2 separate regions of the Mus musculus genome follow, and region 2 is linked to region 1. The links are chromatin loops, found by intact Hi-C in ENCODE. Cell type or tissue: heart. All regions are shown on one strand.

Region 1 (8,000 bases):
AGCTGCATATGTATCAAAAGATGGCCTAGTCGGCCATCACTGCAAAGAGAGGCCTATTGGACTTGCAAACTTTATATGCCCCAGTACAGGGGAACGCCAGGGCCAAAAAGGGGGAGTGGGTGTGTAGGGGATTGGGGAGGTGGGTATGGGGGACCTTTGGGATAGCATTGAAAATGTAAATGAGGAAAATACCTAATTAAAAAAAAAAGAAAAAAAGAAAAAAAAAAAGAAAAGATTTGTAAATTTAGAAGAAGAAAAAAAGAAACGGGAAAGAAATACTCATTTAAGCTACCACAGAGATGAAATATGAATCTCAAAGCCTTGTTGGATGTTCCCAGCCCTGTGAAAGCACAGGCAAGCAGGCAGATCTATGAGTTCAAGGTCAGACTGGTTACATAGTAAACCACACCAGCCATGAATACATTATTAGGCCCTGTCTTACAAAACAAAACAACAAAAACATGTTGGGAAAGGCAGATTGAAACATCAATTTCAAAACATCAGTTGGCTATGTCAGCTTGACATACGTCGGGAATTAATTAAAACCCCAACATGGAGGGCACATGGTGAGGGATTTTTTTACTTAATTGGAAGTAGGAAGACTCACTTCCTACCTTTGAGGTAGGAAGACATTCCTTTATCCGGATCTTTTGAGCTGGGAAGAGCCACCTCAAATATAAGCCACAACTTCTGTGGGAAGAGGACATGGAAGAAAGAAGCTCTTTGCTTGCTTGCCCTCCCTCTCACTGTCATTAGGAAGTGCACTGAAGACCAGCTGAGACACACAGCCTCACGGACTGAGCAAACACTGGATTTTTGGACTCAACATTCATTCATAGCCACTGTTGGACTGGCTGGACTGCAAGCTGTTAAGTCGTTCTAATAAATCCTCTTTCTATTTATAGACAGATTCATTCAATCAATTCAGTTACTCTAGAGGACCCTGACTAATACACATGTCAACACAGTTCGAGAAACAGGGATATTGTGTAGATTGGTTGAATGGGACCAGACCATGGTTCTCTTAGTAGGATAAGGGACTGAGCTGTGTTAGAAGTCAACAGTCAAAAGATCAGAGAGACAAACAGGCAGTCTAGCAAAGTAGGTTTCTCACAGAGTTTGTTTGGTACGAGGGATTAGGCAGCTGTATTTGGTAATGTGTGTATTCTTAATTACCAAACACAGTGGACAGAAATTGTGGATATTGATCTCACTCCTCCCCACCCTTCATCCCCATACTGGGGAGTATTCAAGATCTGTACAAGCTACACAAATGAATTGTACTGAGCCTAGACTCAATCCCAATCTTAAAACTGAAGAAATCCAGGTAATTCTGCCCATGTGAGAAAGGTAGGATTTGAGTTCAGTCCTCAGGCCGCATGCAAAACTGCCACTTTAGCTACTTGTCAGATTTTAGGAAAAAAGGCGAAGCTAAGGAAAAAAAAAAATACAACTGTGCTGCTCTGTAGTACATTTTCACATCTATTTGATACATTTGTCACTAAGAACTAGGCAAAACCCACGAAGAGATCACAAACCATTAAAATTGCTGACCATTAGCAAAAAGGAGCATTTTACCCCCTAAAAGTTTCTTGTTTGTGTAGTAAATATGAAATTTAAAGTTCGCAGACAGGCTGGGGAGATGGTTCAGCGGCTAAAATGCTCGCCAGGGCAACCCATCTCGCCCCGCGCACGCGCACATTGTCCCGCGCACGCGCCTACTGCCCGGCGCGCTCGCTCCCTCGGTCCCGCGCATCCGCGCTCCTGTGCCACGCACACGCGCACCAGGCTCCGGGCCGCGCGCCTGGCCCATGCACGCGGTCCCGCGCACCGGTGCTCCCTCCCTTACCCCAGGATTAGCAGCGCACTCTGCAGCCGTCTCCGCACTTCCAGGAACACGCGCGTTTCCGCCGCAGCCACCGCCATGGCCGACTCAGGGACCCACGCGGGACCGAGCCCACAGTTACTAGAACCCGGACAGGGTGGGAGCACGTGCGGCCGTAGCAGGCGGCTGGCTCCCAGGCCAAGGTAGCGCGAAGGGATCCGGCGGCGGCCGTCTGTCGGCTAGAGCGCCACCTACCGGGAAGAGAGCGCACTGCCGAGGCGCCGACCTTGCCCCAGTGGCCGCTCTAGTAGGACAGGTGCGACCCAGAGAGCAGAGCTGACCTCCACTGGAAGGATGTTGGATGGGCTTGACTATGACTACGAGCATTTCTTTCCCTGAAATGAACAGAAAGCTCAGTTTGGGCCAGGGGAAGCTCTTCTCTGGATAGTTGAGTAGGATGAGGTAGATAATGGAGCAGAAGCTGTACAGGTGGTACTTCCCATAGGTCCAGAGCCCCAAAGCCCACTTTATCGGAGTCTCCTTTATTTGAACTAGAACAGTTTATTAGCTTCCGTATGATGTATCCAAAAATATCCACAATTGATTGGCCATTACATTTCGCGCTAGATATGGTACTTCCAAGACTGAAACAGTTGCAAAAACCAGTGTAACCACTAAAAGACTGGTGGACTTGTATCTTGACTGACCATTCATGTAACTTTTGAGAAGCTAAAAGGAAATGAGTAATTTCTGATATACATTCCCACTATACTGCAGAAATAAAAGAAGTCATAACTTAATTGCTCCTACAAGATACATTTCGAAAGTTTGATGCAGTAAAAGATCTAGTGTGGTATAAACAAATATATCAGGCCATAGGATTTCAGTTGGACACCTTTTAAGAATGGAAAGCTGTTATTTAAAACATAGCTTGTATAATGGGGATTGTCTTAGTTAAGGTTGCTTTTGCTGTGATGAAGCAACAGTACCAAAGGCATTTGGGGAGGAAAGCATGTGTTCAGCTTACACTTCTATACCACTGTTCATCATTGAGGGATGTCAGGACAGGAACCCAAACAGGGCAGAAACCGAGAGGGGGAGCTGATGCAGAAGCTATGGGAGGGTGAGTTTACTGGCTTGCTCCCATGGTTTCACTGAACCTGCTTCCCCATAGAACCGAGGATCACCGACCCAGGCAGGGATAGCACCACCCAACATAGGCTAGGCCCTCCTAGGTCAATCACTATTTTAAAAAACGAGTTACAGTTAGGTCTTATGGAAGCATTTTCTCAATTGAGGTTCCCTCCTTTCAGAAGACTCTATCTTGTGTCAAGTTGACATAAAACTAGCCAGGACTGAAATCCTGTTTATTGATGTTCCATTTCATAATTTCATAGTTATAATTATCTGACATTGAACAAACTGGAAGCATTTCTAAATAGGTTTAATCCAAAGAGGATGGCGTATATCTGCAACCCCAGCATTTAGGAGACTGAGGCAGGATTGCTGAAAGTTCAAGGTCAGTTTGGGCTATGTGAGTACAGGGCCGTCTAGAGCTATGTGGCAAGACTGTCTCAAAACAAAAACTGGTCTTAAGTATACTGAAAATGTGATTTCAGATAACTTTTCTAATATCAACCTTTGAGGTGTTTTAAAGTTTATCATGTTGCTATATAAATTCCTGTTTCATTCCAACAATTTGAGATCATAAGAGGGAATAATAGCTTTAAAAAGTAAAAGCTTTGGGATGGAGGGTTGGCTTTGTGGTTAAGAGCACTTGGTTGCTGTTTCACAGGACTGGGAAGCTAGGTTTATAGCACTCATAATTGCTTGCAACTTCAGAGCATCTGACCTCTTTTTCTGGGCTCCATGCATGCACACACATACCTGTGGCACTCCCATATAAAATATAAGTAAATAATTTTTGAAAAAAAGCAAAGGTAACTACTATTTGGTGGCAACTCATTTATTTGAAGGACAATTGTTCTCTTATACTTTTAACACAGAATATTACTTAAATTTTGGCAATACTTAATATTGACACCTAGCAAAATACACAGCGTCCTCAGATTAGCGTGCTCCTCATATATGGTTTAAAACTAGAACACGCAAAAACACTTGTAAAGACAACAACCCTTTCGAATACGCGTTTGAAAGACGGCTAGATACAAAAAAAAGTGCTAAACTGGCTCTCGGTTTCACACAAACTGTGCCTGAAATGACGCGCATAAAGTGCTGGTGGATCCAGATGATCGTACTTAAATAATACTTCAAAACTGTTTTCAATTCCCCCATTCCATCAAAATGATGGTTCGCTGGCTCCTTGCTCACACCTTTCCCGCCTTCCCTCCGCCGTCTCTCCGGTCGCCCGCACGAGGGCGCTGTGGCGCCGGCTAGCCGTGGCCGCCGAGCAGCGGACGGGGACGGGGGCGGGGACGGAGGCCGCCGACGTCGACGCCGGCGTGGGCGCGCGCGGTGCACGCTGGTAGCTGTCACTAGGCCCTGGGCTGGCGGCCTTCGTGCGGCTGCCGCGGTTGCCAAGAGAGCGGCGCCAGCGGGGAGCAGCAGAGCCCGCGGCAGGTAACAGCGTCCCCGCCCCCGGCGCGGTCGCGCGGCGAGACGCGGCACGGTTCGGGCGAGCGTCTCCGGGCTTGGCCTGCGGTGGTGGCGTCGGGGTGTCACCGCCCGGCCCCCACCTGAGCCCGCCTCTGGGTGGAGGGAAACGGGCCCTGACCTGCCCGGGGCGAGCGGTGGGACCCGGGGCCTGTCCGCCCGTGGCCTTCGGCGGGCAGAGCCGGCACGGGGCTGAGGGGTGGTGTCACCTGGGCGCGGGTGCCCGGCGCCTTTGTTGGAGGCTTCCCGGCACCCCGTTGCCTCGCCAGCCCGGTGGGTCCCTTTTAGGATCGAGGCGACACCGAGGCCCGCCGATGTGCCGGTGCAGAGGGTTGGGAAGCAGAGCCAAGTTCACCAAGAGGAAGCCGAGCTAGCACACGGAAGTTGTTAACAGTCCTCACCTTTGATTTCCAAGGCTTTGAAAGTTGCCCCATCGCTGTACTTAACCTCACCCTCATCCTGTTGAGGAGGGAATAGCACGCAACTGTACTTTCTCCTCCCCAAGCAAATTGTGTCTTGTTAATTCTTATATTATCTCGGAGTTCTGTGGAGTTGAAGAAAACTCAGATTTAGAGATTGTAGTCAACAAACACATTTTTTTTTCTTCTCTTTTTTTTTTTTTTTTTTTTTTGATCGGAAAAATACAGGAGTCAACCTCATTTAGTAGCTCGCAACTATAGGGTCAAAACTTTTCATTCTGGAGATGATAGCCCCATATGTAGGTGTTAAGGTCTTGCCACTTTGAGGTTAGTTGTATTCGTATTAGCATGGCGTCGCTATGTGCTAGGCTATGTGCTAAGTAAGTCACAGGATTATCAATCCCTTGGTTCGTTGAGCTGACAGAAATTATAGCCCAGGTAGTCTGAATTCCTTGTTGTAATGGTTACTTCTAATTAAACTTTGTCATTCCTCAGAACTGCTAAAAGCAACCCCCTTTTGGGGACCCAATTTTTAATAAAGAATTTTTAAAACTGAAGGAAACATAGACCAAAAATGTGACACCATGACCCAAAGGTTAAATTTAATTGCTTTCCCATCTGTTGTGAAGAGCCCTACTTTGTAATTCCAATAGTAGAAACAACTGTAGCCTGGGGCTTGAGGGCTAAGGTTCAAAGCTCTGTTTTTGCTGCTAACTGGGTATGATCTCTCTACCCCTCAGTTACTGTCTGTATTCTGGTGTCTAGTTTTGTTGTTTTGTTTTAGTGGTACTGCGATTCCTTGTGCATGCTTAGTTAGATTCTACCACAAGCCTGTGCTCCCACTGTAAACTTTTTTTCTTGGGGTGCTGGGAAGGAATGAAACCTTGGGCCTGGCACATGAACAGCCTCAGGGATTTGAAGAGCTCATGATTTTCAAAATTGCTATTTCCCATCAAGACTGTACTAAAGCAATAGTTTACTTCCCTTAAACAGTGTTCCATGTCAAATCATGTGGCAACACACTAGATTTAACCAACCTTAACTTTTGTTTGTTTGGAGATCAAACCTGAGGTATTTCCAATACAAGGCAAACACTCTACCACCAAGCCACACCTCCTTCCCCCAAGTTTAACTTTGGTTTGCTTGTGAAGGCAGCTCCTCAAAGACTTCATGCTATGCTTGCATGCATATAATTTCCAAAGGAAGGTTTAAATAACATTTCCCAAATTTAACTAACCAGAGAGCCCAGTTTGTTTCTTTCCTTTCCTTTCCTTTCCTTTCCTTTTTGTTTTTTGTTTGTTTGTTTGTTTTTGTTTTTTGTTTTCCTCGAGACAGGGCTTCTCTGTATAGCTCTGGCTGTCCTGGAACTCACTTTGTAGACCAGGCTGACCTCAAACTCTGAAATCCACCTGCCTCTGCCTCCCGAGTGCTGGGACTAAAAACATGCGCCACCACGCCCAGCTGAGAGCCCAGTTTCTAATGCAAGTATATGGTAGAATGCTTACCAAGCATGCCTGAGGCCCTGGGTTTCATTGCAGTACTGTTAAAGTCTCCTAGAATAAAATAACACATGATACCAATTTCAGAATTACTGTACTAGAGGTATGTCTGCTTCCAAGCGGAAAAAGCCACGAATTGGCCCCTTGTTGCTGTCTAAGGTCTCTGGGGCATGAAGATGTATGTAGTGAGACCTCATTGGTATAACAAAAGACGTTTAAGGATCCTCAGTATAAAAAAAGTTACTATTAAGGATGCATGTATCACTATTGGTCCTAGTTCTTTCTTTCATTTATAACAAAAGTATCTTTTTTTCCAGCCGCTTGATGCTTTTCTTCATGTTTTGGTTTGATTTTTGTGGTTATTACTGAATGTTTGTAGAAAGGCCCTTTAAAGTTCCAACAAATAAAGCCGTGTTGAGAGTGGTCTTCCTTTCACTATACTGATTTCTCCTTCTAGTTAGGTATCTCAAAAGAATGAAATATGAAAGTGATATAAAATGTATTCAGTGCTTAATGATTTTAAAATCTGGGATAACTGAAAATTACTATAGGTCAAAAAAGTCTGATACTATTATTTCTGACTGTTTGGAAACAATATCTAAATGTTGAAAATTAAATCCCTTGGCTAAATTCTGATAAGTATTATGCTGGGCTTTTTGTCACCTTCAGAAAATAACTGAGGGAGAAAATACTTTTGGTTTGCAGTTGCTGTCCCTGTCTTTTGCTCTCTTGCTTCTCAGCCTCTGGTCAGGTAAAATGGCATGGCAGAAGCTATTTACCTCATGGTGGCCAAGAGAGAGGGGAATTTGGCAAGATTCAGCCCATCCCTGCCATACCCTTCCTCAAGTCCAACCTACTTTCTCTTAGCTTCACTCCTTGAAGTTCCCAAACGCACACCCACTCGTCCTCACTCCCTGCAAATGGCAGCAGTAGCTTGGGACCAAGCCTTTTGGAAGTTATCACTAATATTCTTCAATCTTGAAGATATTCTGTCTCCTTTATTACTTTGAATAAGTGCTACTAATGAACACCTTAGTTTGAGGGAGTTGGGATTAGAATATTTAATTGTATTTGTTTTTTCAAAACAGGACTTCTCTGTATAGTCCTGGCTGTCCTGAAACTCATTCCATAATCCAGGATGACCTTGAACTCAGAGATCTGACTGCCTATTCCTCTAGAGCACTGTGTGCACCACCATACCATGCTTAAAATATTTAATTCTAATAGATAAGCTTTAAATACGGTAAATTTGACCTCTGAAATAAAACTGTTTAGTAGATATGTAAAGCTAATATTTTGTTTAGTAGCTAAAAGTTTTTATTGGCAGTTTATTGTAGGAAAATACTGTTTTGATTCACATGTTTCTAAACTGTGATTTCTCTCTTTCCTTGGTGTTATTACCTCTTTTATAAGCCAAATAAGCCTTGTACATCAGAGACTTTACATTTACAGATCAAAGATACTATCAAATTTCTTAAGGAAAAATTCTATGCAGTAATATTAGTAATGATACTATAAATTTAACAATTCTACAACCCATGTAGCCAACATGCTACCAGTCAGAGATCTATTGTTCTGTTTCCCTTGTTTAGAGTTCTCTTCTTTTATGCTTGTCTGAATTCTGTCTTTCAAGCCCTACCTGTA
Region 2 (8,000 bases), 100 kb after region 1:
CTCTGACAAAAACAAACAAACAAACAAACAAACAAAAACCCACAGGTAAATTATAACATTCGCATGGGTGCCTTTGCATATATGGGTGATTTCTTAGAAAATTCTGGCTTTCAAATTTACAGACTACAGAGAGCCAGTCAGGTACAATGATGCAGACCTCTAATTGAAGCTGACGCACGAGGATCACTAGGTTCGTGACCTACTTTCAATACAGAGTTCAAGGCCAGCTTGGGTAATTTGTGAAAATGTATCAGAATTAAAAAGGGGGCCAGGACTATAGCTGAGTAGAAGTGTGTTTTCCTAGCATACACGAGGCCCTGACTTTAATACCCAGTGCTGGAAAGAAAAACAAGAAAGGGGTGGGGGTATACAATAGGGCTTGAGGAGAAGGCTCTTACAGAGGATCTGAGTTCAATCCCCAGCACCCACATGGGCAGCACAACTGCTTGTAACGCAAGCTCAAAGACATCTGATGAAACACCTGACCTTGTCTAGCAAATCCACATCCACACAGACACACAGACACACACATAAATAAGCAATAATAAGAATATTTTAAAAGATATAAAGGATATAACTTGCACCTAGTTTGACTATAGCAGCATGCATCTTAGATAATAATAACAATCAATACTGAATGCACACAGTGTAGGCATATGGGGGTCTTAAAACTCCTGAGTGCATAGAACCTGGTTTTCATTCTATAAAGTCAGAACAGATTACTCATCTACCTGACAAGCAAGCAAAGCATTGTATAACTACTGGTAAAATAACTCAAGGACATAAATCACTTAGCATTTCTGCTGCCTATGGACCTAAGGAGAGAGTGGTGTCTGCAAAACCTTCTAGTAACAAGACACTGGGTAAAAACAAAGTCCCAGCTACCAGGAGAAGAATAAGAACATATCCTTTGAAGAAGACGTAGACGAAGCCAGAGCTTGCATAAAAGAGAAAACTATTGTTTCAGGGTATACATTTAATCCAATGTCACAAAACAAAACAAAAAAGTAAGCTTTCGTAAAGGCAGAAGGTGCTGAACGTGAGGAACACATGGACTATAAAATATTATTTCCAGTGAATTCCAGAATGGAGAAATACAGAAAATCTCAACCCGCAACAAATTACAAACAAAATCTTCAAGTGTGATTTGTTAAAAACCATCATGTGCTCTGGCTCTGCAGAGGGGAAATGAACCTACAAGTGTCACACTCACTGCATGTTTCCAACATGCAAGGACATGGCTACGGAGCACAGATGATTTCATGGAGCTCTCACAGAAATGCTGACTTGGCACCATCATGCTTGAGGAGATAGAGGCTTCCAAAGACTACCAACCCGATCACATTATGTGAGCGTTAAAACTGTGGGGACTCCAAACCCAAACTTAGCCTCTGTGTGCCACTTAAAAAGGAAAGCAGAGAGTGGTGCGTGGCCTGGGCCTCTCCTAATCCTGCCTTCCCACTGATGGGATGGCTCCTTCAAGGATGTTTACGCTTGCACAGACAGACAACTCTCATCCTCACCTGGTGTCTCTGGCAATGACTACGAAGGCGGTCTGTGTCAGATCCACAGCTTCTTTCTCCACGATGGCAGCAAGCACTTGCCGCACGTCCTGCTCCTCCGCACTGGCCAGACAGGTGGCATGCTCCTCCCAGGAAGGGGCCAACATTTCCCCCAAAGGATCAACCAATTTCACACCATTGTCTTCCTTAAAAGAGAAACAAACCTTTGCTGTCGTTCACCCAGCTCATGGCTGAGAACTGCCCTGGGTACCAGCTGGCCCCAAGTCTCCATGCACTGCCCCTTCAGTTCCTTGTGACGATAACATTACTGATAAAGTGTCTCCATCCAAACTTGGAAGGACACTCTGTTTTTTCTCTAATCTGGACACTCTCCAAGAAAATAGCCTCATCCCATTCATTCCCTCCACACCCAGCTCAGCCTTGAGCTGCACAGCAGCAGCAAGAGTTGTTTCAAACCCAAAGGTGTGGACAAATAAGGAGGCAGACTCCCAGCATTGAAATGTGGACTTTGAGCCAGTGATGGTGGCACACACCTTTGATCCCAGCGCTTGGGAGGTGGAGGCAGGAGGATCTTTGTGAATTTGAGGCCAGCCTGGGTCTGCAGAGCAAGTTCTAGGAAAGCCATGGCTACATAGAGAAACAGATAGAAGGGGTGAGAGGGAAGGGAGGGGAGGAGGGAAGAAAGAAGGGAAGGAAGGAGGGAGGAAGGGAGGAAGGGAGGGAGGGAGGGAGGGAGGGAGGGAGGGAGGGAGGGAGGGAGGGAGGGAAAGAATGTGTGCGCCCGCCTTTAATCCCAGCACTTGGGAGGCAGAGGCAGGCAGATTTCTGAGTTCGAGACCAGCCTGGTCTACAGAGTGAGTTCCAGGACAGCCAGGGCTATACAGAGAAACCCTGTCTCGAAAATCCAAAAAAAAAAAAAGTGTGTGGACTTCAGTTCAAGATTCTTAGACACTATAGCTTAGTCTTGTAAATAAAGACAGCACCTTGTTACCTCAGGGTTATGTGAGGCCGTAACCATGACTCCAATGGTAGATCTTGTTTGCTTTGACCGCAGGACAGCTAGCAATCCCATTCGAAACATGATATGATCGAGATGCTGGGCATTGGTCCGAAATCCAGCAGTCCCATACTGAAGAATGAGCCCCTGGGGCTTGGCATGGAGTGCCGAGCGCTTACACACAGCCTCCAGATCCATGCCTACAAGAGTAAGAAATAAAAGAAGGGAAAGCTTTCAAGTACTGCTTGGTAAACTGCCAACTCAATGTAGCACATTTGTTTCAATGGGACCCTCTCCAGAGAACCACTTTTGGGAAGGCAGGGAAGAGAAAAGGAGACCCTGGAGTTAAAATTACCCAGAAGCCCCTGCCTAAACCATACCCTCCAGGACAGACTCGGGAGAGACACCAGCCACTGTCCACTCCTATTCCACTCTGTCTTCAGGATGAACTGTCCTAAAGTAATGCCATCACACCATCATTTTATGTTACAGAAGGGTCAACTCCCGGTGTGGGCCTCGGTTAATCATATAAAGTCTGGTGTGCGGCCAGTGAAAGGCTGAGGCTGAAGGTCAGAAACCTGGAATCCGTGTGGCTCTTTTGCTGTTCCTCTCAAGCTAGAAAGAAACAGTCCCAAAAGAAAAACAATGGACAGTCATTTCCTCTGGTCTGAGACCCAACCCCACCCCCACCCCCATCAGCTAGGCCATCTCACAGAAGCCTCACCAATCTCCATAAAGACAGGCATGGCAGCCTTCTAAAGTAACATCAAAAACAACTAACATCTACCATGCTACTTCCAACCTGTCATTTAAAAACAAGTGAGTGTGGGATACCTCCAATTCATTCAACTCGGGTTTTCCACTTCGGCCAGCGGTGTATTTGCAGAGCCACAAACTGTACTTCCTGGGTCAGCTCTATCCTAGTTTGCCCAGAGAGGGGGTGCTGTCCCTCCGCTAACAGCCACACCTCCTCGCTTTATTGTCCTTCCTTGCTTCTATACACAACACTACCAGAAGTGTGGGGAAATGTTTGCTTTTCTCCGGTTAGTAAAATAGATCATTCCCAAGCTACTTTAGTTATCAAACTTTTGTCCACAAGGACGAATATAATTTTGTAAAAAAAAAAAAAAATGACCCGTTGGTAATGTATCCCTATTATTCATAGGGGCGTCAACCACTCCTACGAAATTCAGAACTCTCAAAGGAAAATCACAGTCATAGAACAACGGCATGCTTCCACCCTTTAATGCATTTGGAGTTCTCGAACTAATTTCGATTAGGTATGGCAATGTTTATTAAAAGCCCTAACAGTGTTTGCTTCTTTCATTCAAACTGCCACCCTTGGGGATGCATCCTGCTCCGAGCTACTGATTGACTCGCGGCTCCGCGCACTACAGCGCGAGGACCTCAGGCACCTGGGCCGCGCGCAGCGTTGGATAGGTAGGTCCGGCAGTCATGCCCCAGCCTCAGCTGCCGATGAACCCCCACCCACAGCGGCCCGGCATTCTCCACGCCCGCTCACCTAGATCTGGAGCAAGAACGTTCTCTCCACAGGCGAGACGCGGCCGCGCAGTGCGCACCAAACCAACTCTCTCAGACCTCGCAGACGTGGCCCAGCTTTGCTTCCGGCCCGACGCCCCGCCCACACCAATCACAGCCCGGAAGGGCCGCTGAACCCGCCCCTGCACCACCAAGCCCCGCCCCGACCAATCGCGGCGGGTTGGTGTCTGTGGCCCCGCCCTATGCGCCAAGCCCCGCCCCCCAGCCGTCCGCGCGCTGCTCGCGCCCGCGGAACTGCGGCTGCGGTTCGGAGCGGGTTCGGGGCTGCTTGGCTTGAGTGATCTGAAAGGGTGAGGCTAAGGCGGCTAAGGCGGGCCGAAGGTTAGCTCCCGGGGTGGACAGCTGCGCCTTTCAGCCTGGGCCTCAGGGTCCCGGGTCCCTAAAGAACGGGAGCGTTGACGTCCCTCCGACCACCGAGATCACCTCCCAGCCCAGCCCCTGCCAGGCGAGGTCAGCGTCATCCCCGCGGGTCTTCACCCGCTTAGCCCTAGGCGTCACTTTATTAAGTGGAAATGGCTGAGACCCCTCCTCCCAGCCCCTGGCTCTGCGGTGGCGTCCCTATGCACCTGCGCGAGATGCTGCACCCCACTGCGGTCCGGGGAGGCTGTCCTCCGAGGGGGCCTGCGGATGGGGGCTGGCGGCGGGGATGACCTAGAGCCCTCCCCTCCGCACTGCAGGCATCCTTCCTAGCTGCGCAGGCTTGAGATCCAAGTGGGATTCCCGGGCCGGTCCCTGGTTTTCCCGGGATTGAGGCTGACCAGGAATACAGGTGTTTGCAACCACCGGCCACGAAATCTGTCACCCGAGCACCTGTTGAAAGCGCAGACTCCAGAATGGCCGGCAAGGGTGGGAAGGAGAGACAAGGATTCTGGGGTTTGAGGGAGCATTTTAAAGGATGTTGTGCGTACTAGATTGGGGGGGGGGGGCTAGGAGAGAAATCTAAAGTGTATGGATGCGTGCCCGTAGCTCTCTACAAACAGCGGGACTGCCTCTTAGAAAAGGGACCTTGGGAAAATTTCCTGGACACCAGTCGTCATTTACAACCCCATTATTTCTGGGCCTTTTCCAGGTTTCCAAGCCGGCTGATTTGGAGACATGTCAGGGTCAGTAAAAGAAAGCCTTCAGCTTCAGCTGCTGGAGATGGAAATGCTGTTTTCTATGTTTCCTAATCAAGGAGAAGTAAAACTCGAAGATGTAAACGCCCTAACAAACATAAAGAGGTATCTGGAAGGCACCAGGGAGGCGCTCCCACCCAACATCGAATTTGTCATCACGCTCCAAATTGAGGAGCCCAAGGTGGGTGCTTTCATTGGTCCTAAGTGTTTCTGGGTGCCTATCGTGTTTTGCTTTTAATGTGTATGCGTGTTTCCCCCTCATGTATGTCTGTTCATCATGTGCATGCAGTGCCCCCTGGAGGCCAGAACTGCATGTGGGAACCTAGAATTGGACCCTGATCCTCTGGAAGAGCAGCCAGTGCTCTTAATGGCATAGCCCCAGGTATCCACTTGTTAACTGGAAAACCCAAAGCATGAGCTTCCTGTCCAGGTAACAAATAGACAATTTCAAATCCCAGGATGCGTTTGGAAGGAAAATGTACCAAACATGAGATGGTCCATAAATTCAGACAGACTTTAATGAAGTTAATGAGTGTTTAGGATTTCATCGGTTTTCAATGACACTGAATGTGCATAGTAACTACACATACAAAACCTAAATGTTAAATATAAACTTACCTCCTTGCTCTGGACCCTTTAGTCCTAGGAACATTAGCAGAGCAGGTACCATGTGGACTGGACATTTAGAAGAATGTTTTCGCTCTCCCCTACGAAGCCTTCAGTTGTCCTTCCCTCAGACCATTTTATCTCCTTAATTACACACTTCAGTGGAACCTTGAACTTCTCCCACAGTAGATTCTGCCTCTCAAATTGAAATGAAATTCTTGCTATGTGTGAGCATGGTCTCCCTCAGGAAGCTCCGGTCTGAGGCAGGAATCTTGTCTGACTTCATCACTTCCTGTTCCAGCACAGGACACCCAGCACACGTCGCTGGTCGGCGGTGGTTAGGAAAGCTGACTGCATACGTTGTTCAGTGGCAGGCAGGCCCTTGAGAGTCTCCATGACTGTTCCTATCGTAATCGTGCAGTTGCCATGATAAACTAGCTCGTGTGATTTCTCAGTATTTAAATCTATGTCGTTTTTATTTTAAGGTGACCATTGATTTGCAAGTAACCATGCCTCACAACTACCCATACGTGGCTCTGCAGCTGTTTGGACGGTCACCTGAGCTTGACAGACAACAGCAGCTGCTGCTTAACCAAGCTCTCAGTGCTTATCTCGGGACTTTCGACCCAGGTGAGTTGTGTGTCTGTGCAGCCATCCAGTGGCTGCAGGACAACAGCGCATCCTACTTCCTCACCAGAAAGCTGTCGGACGAGCCATCCGTACAGGCGAAGCCAGTCAAGAACACATTCCTCCGCATGTGGATCTATAGCCACCACATATATCAGCAGGACCTGAGGAAAAAGATCTTGGAAGTGGGAAAAAGGTTAGATGTGACTGGATTTTGCATGACAGGAAAGCCTGGTATAATCTGTGTGGAGGGCTTCAAGAATCACTGTGAGGAATTCTGGCACACAATCAGATACCCCAATTGGAAACACATTTCCTGCAAGCATGCAGAAAGTGTGGAGACAGAGGGGGACGGTGAAGACCTGCGCCTCTTCCATTCGTTTGAGGAATTACTCCTTGAGGCCCATGGTGACTATGGATTGCGGAATGATTATCACATGAACCTGGGCCAATTCCTGGAGTTTCTGAGAAAACACAAGAGTGAGCATGTTTTTCAGATATTATTTGGTATTGAAAGCAAAAGCTCAGAGTCCTAGAACCCTATTAAGATGTCTACGCTTGTAACCGCATTAAGTATTTATGTTACTAAGACCAAAATAAAAAGGCTAATGACAATATAGAATTCTGGGTGAAAAACCTAGCTCTAGAATTTCCTGACTGCTGATGCTAATAGGCCCTTTAACTTTGTACCAGTGTAACTGTGATGCTGTTTCCAGGTTGCTGTGTAAAGTCACACTTGATTACCATTTCATTATAAATCAATAAAATGATATATTTAACCAGAGCAACTTGTCTCAAGTCCAAAACCAGGCTGGAGAGGTGGCTCAGAAGCTAAGAGCACCACTGGCTGCTCTTGCAGAGGACCTGCACAGCAGCTCGCTGCCATCTGTAACTCTAGTTCCAGTGGAATCCATGCCCTCTTCTGGATTCTTCAGGTACCAGGTTCATATGCGCTGCACAGACATGTGCAGGGAAAACACCCATACCCACACACAATAAATAAATGAATAAAGCAAGTCCCGAGCCCCACATTAATGTCTCATACCAGACTGCAGATACAAATTCATAAATTTAAGACATCTGTTTCATGACGCTGGCACATACGTGGCATACCCCCTCATCACTGGAAATGAATTCTAAACAACAGATAAACTCAGCATAGAGAGTGCCTGCTTACTACATTTCTTATTTTAAAACCCCAATTTGAAGTGTTTTAGTAAAACTAGATTCTAACAGCAACGGCAGATTAAAGTCTCAGGAGTCGCCCACACTCTTGCACATACAGATTAACACATCTGTCTTTTTAGAAGAAGGCATGAAGCGGGGAAGAGCTCTGCTCTTCTCACTCTATCACTTGGTTAGACGCACCTCTGGCAGCAGAAGCAATATTCTTAGTTTAGTCATGTCCATGAAAAAAAAAAAAGCATGGCTTTGTTGCACCCCCACAGGTCTTGGTATTTTCCAACTGCTTCCCATGGGTCGGTACACACTGAAACTTAGCAAGAGCTGATGCTCACTGAGGAGGGCACACCAAAACCCGGCGGGGGTGGGGGGGTGGGGGAAGGGGAGGGG

Evidence for each region. Hi-C counts contacts between places; a loop is a spot of excess contacts. Peaks named below come from ENCODE experiments on the same cell type or tissue, not always from the same donor. Only the 100,000 strongest peaks of a DNase experiment are listed, where the experiment ranks them.
Region 2: a loop joins it to region 1, with 6 times the contacts of the local background. A loop is called at or near these places in 36 of 42 quality-filtered maps.

Annotation. Positions count from the first base shown.
Region 1 is chr9:86,462,892-86,470,891 of GRCm38, forward strand. Ube2cbp (ubiquitin-conjugating enzyme E2C binding protein) reads right to left here and starts at 2,025. Exons shown (of 10, transcript NM_027394.2): 1 at 1,850-2,025. The coding sequence starts at 1,926. Dop1a (DOP1 leucine zipper like protein A) reads left to right here and starts at 4,263. Exons shown (of 39, transcript NM_177208.3): 1 at 4,263-4,405. In heart, a CTCF peak has its summit at 4,194; DNase peaks (open chromatin) are centred at 1,830 and 4,400; H3K4me3 peaks cover 2,192 bases; H3K27ac peaks cover 1,730 bases; H3K27me3 peaks cover 294 bases.
Region 2 is chr9:86,567,688-86,575,687 of GRCm38, forward strand. Pgm3 (phosphoglucomutase 3) reads right to left here and starts at 4,155. Exons shown (of 13, transcript NM_028352.4): 1 at 4,043-4,155; 2 at 2,515-2,720; 3 at 1,524-1,708. The coding sequence starts at 2,718. Rwdd2a (RWD domain containing 2A) reads left to right here and starts at 4,301. Exons shown (of 3, transcript NM_001145969.1): 1 at 4,301-4,370; 2 at 5,150-5,376; 3 at 6,287-7,212. The coding sequence starts at 5,176. The coding sequence ends at 6,964. In heart, a CTCF peak has its summit at 5,496 (motif pointing left); DNase peaks (open chromatin) are centred at 4,184 and 5,494; H3K4me3 peaks cover 2,614 bases; H3K27ac peaks cover 1,018 bases.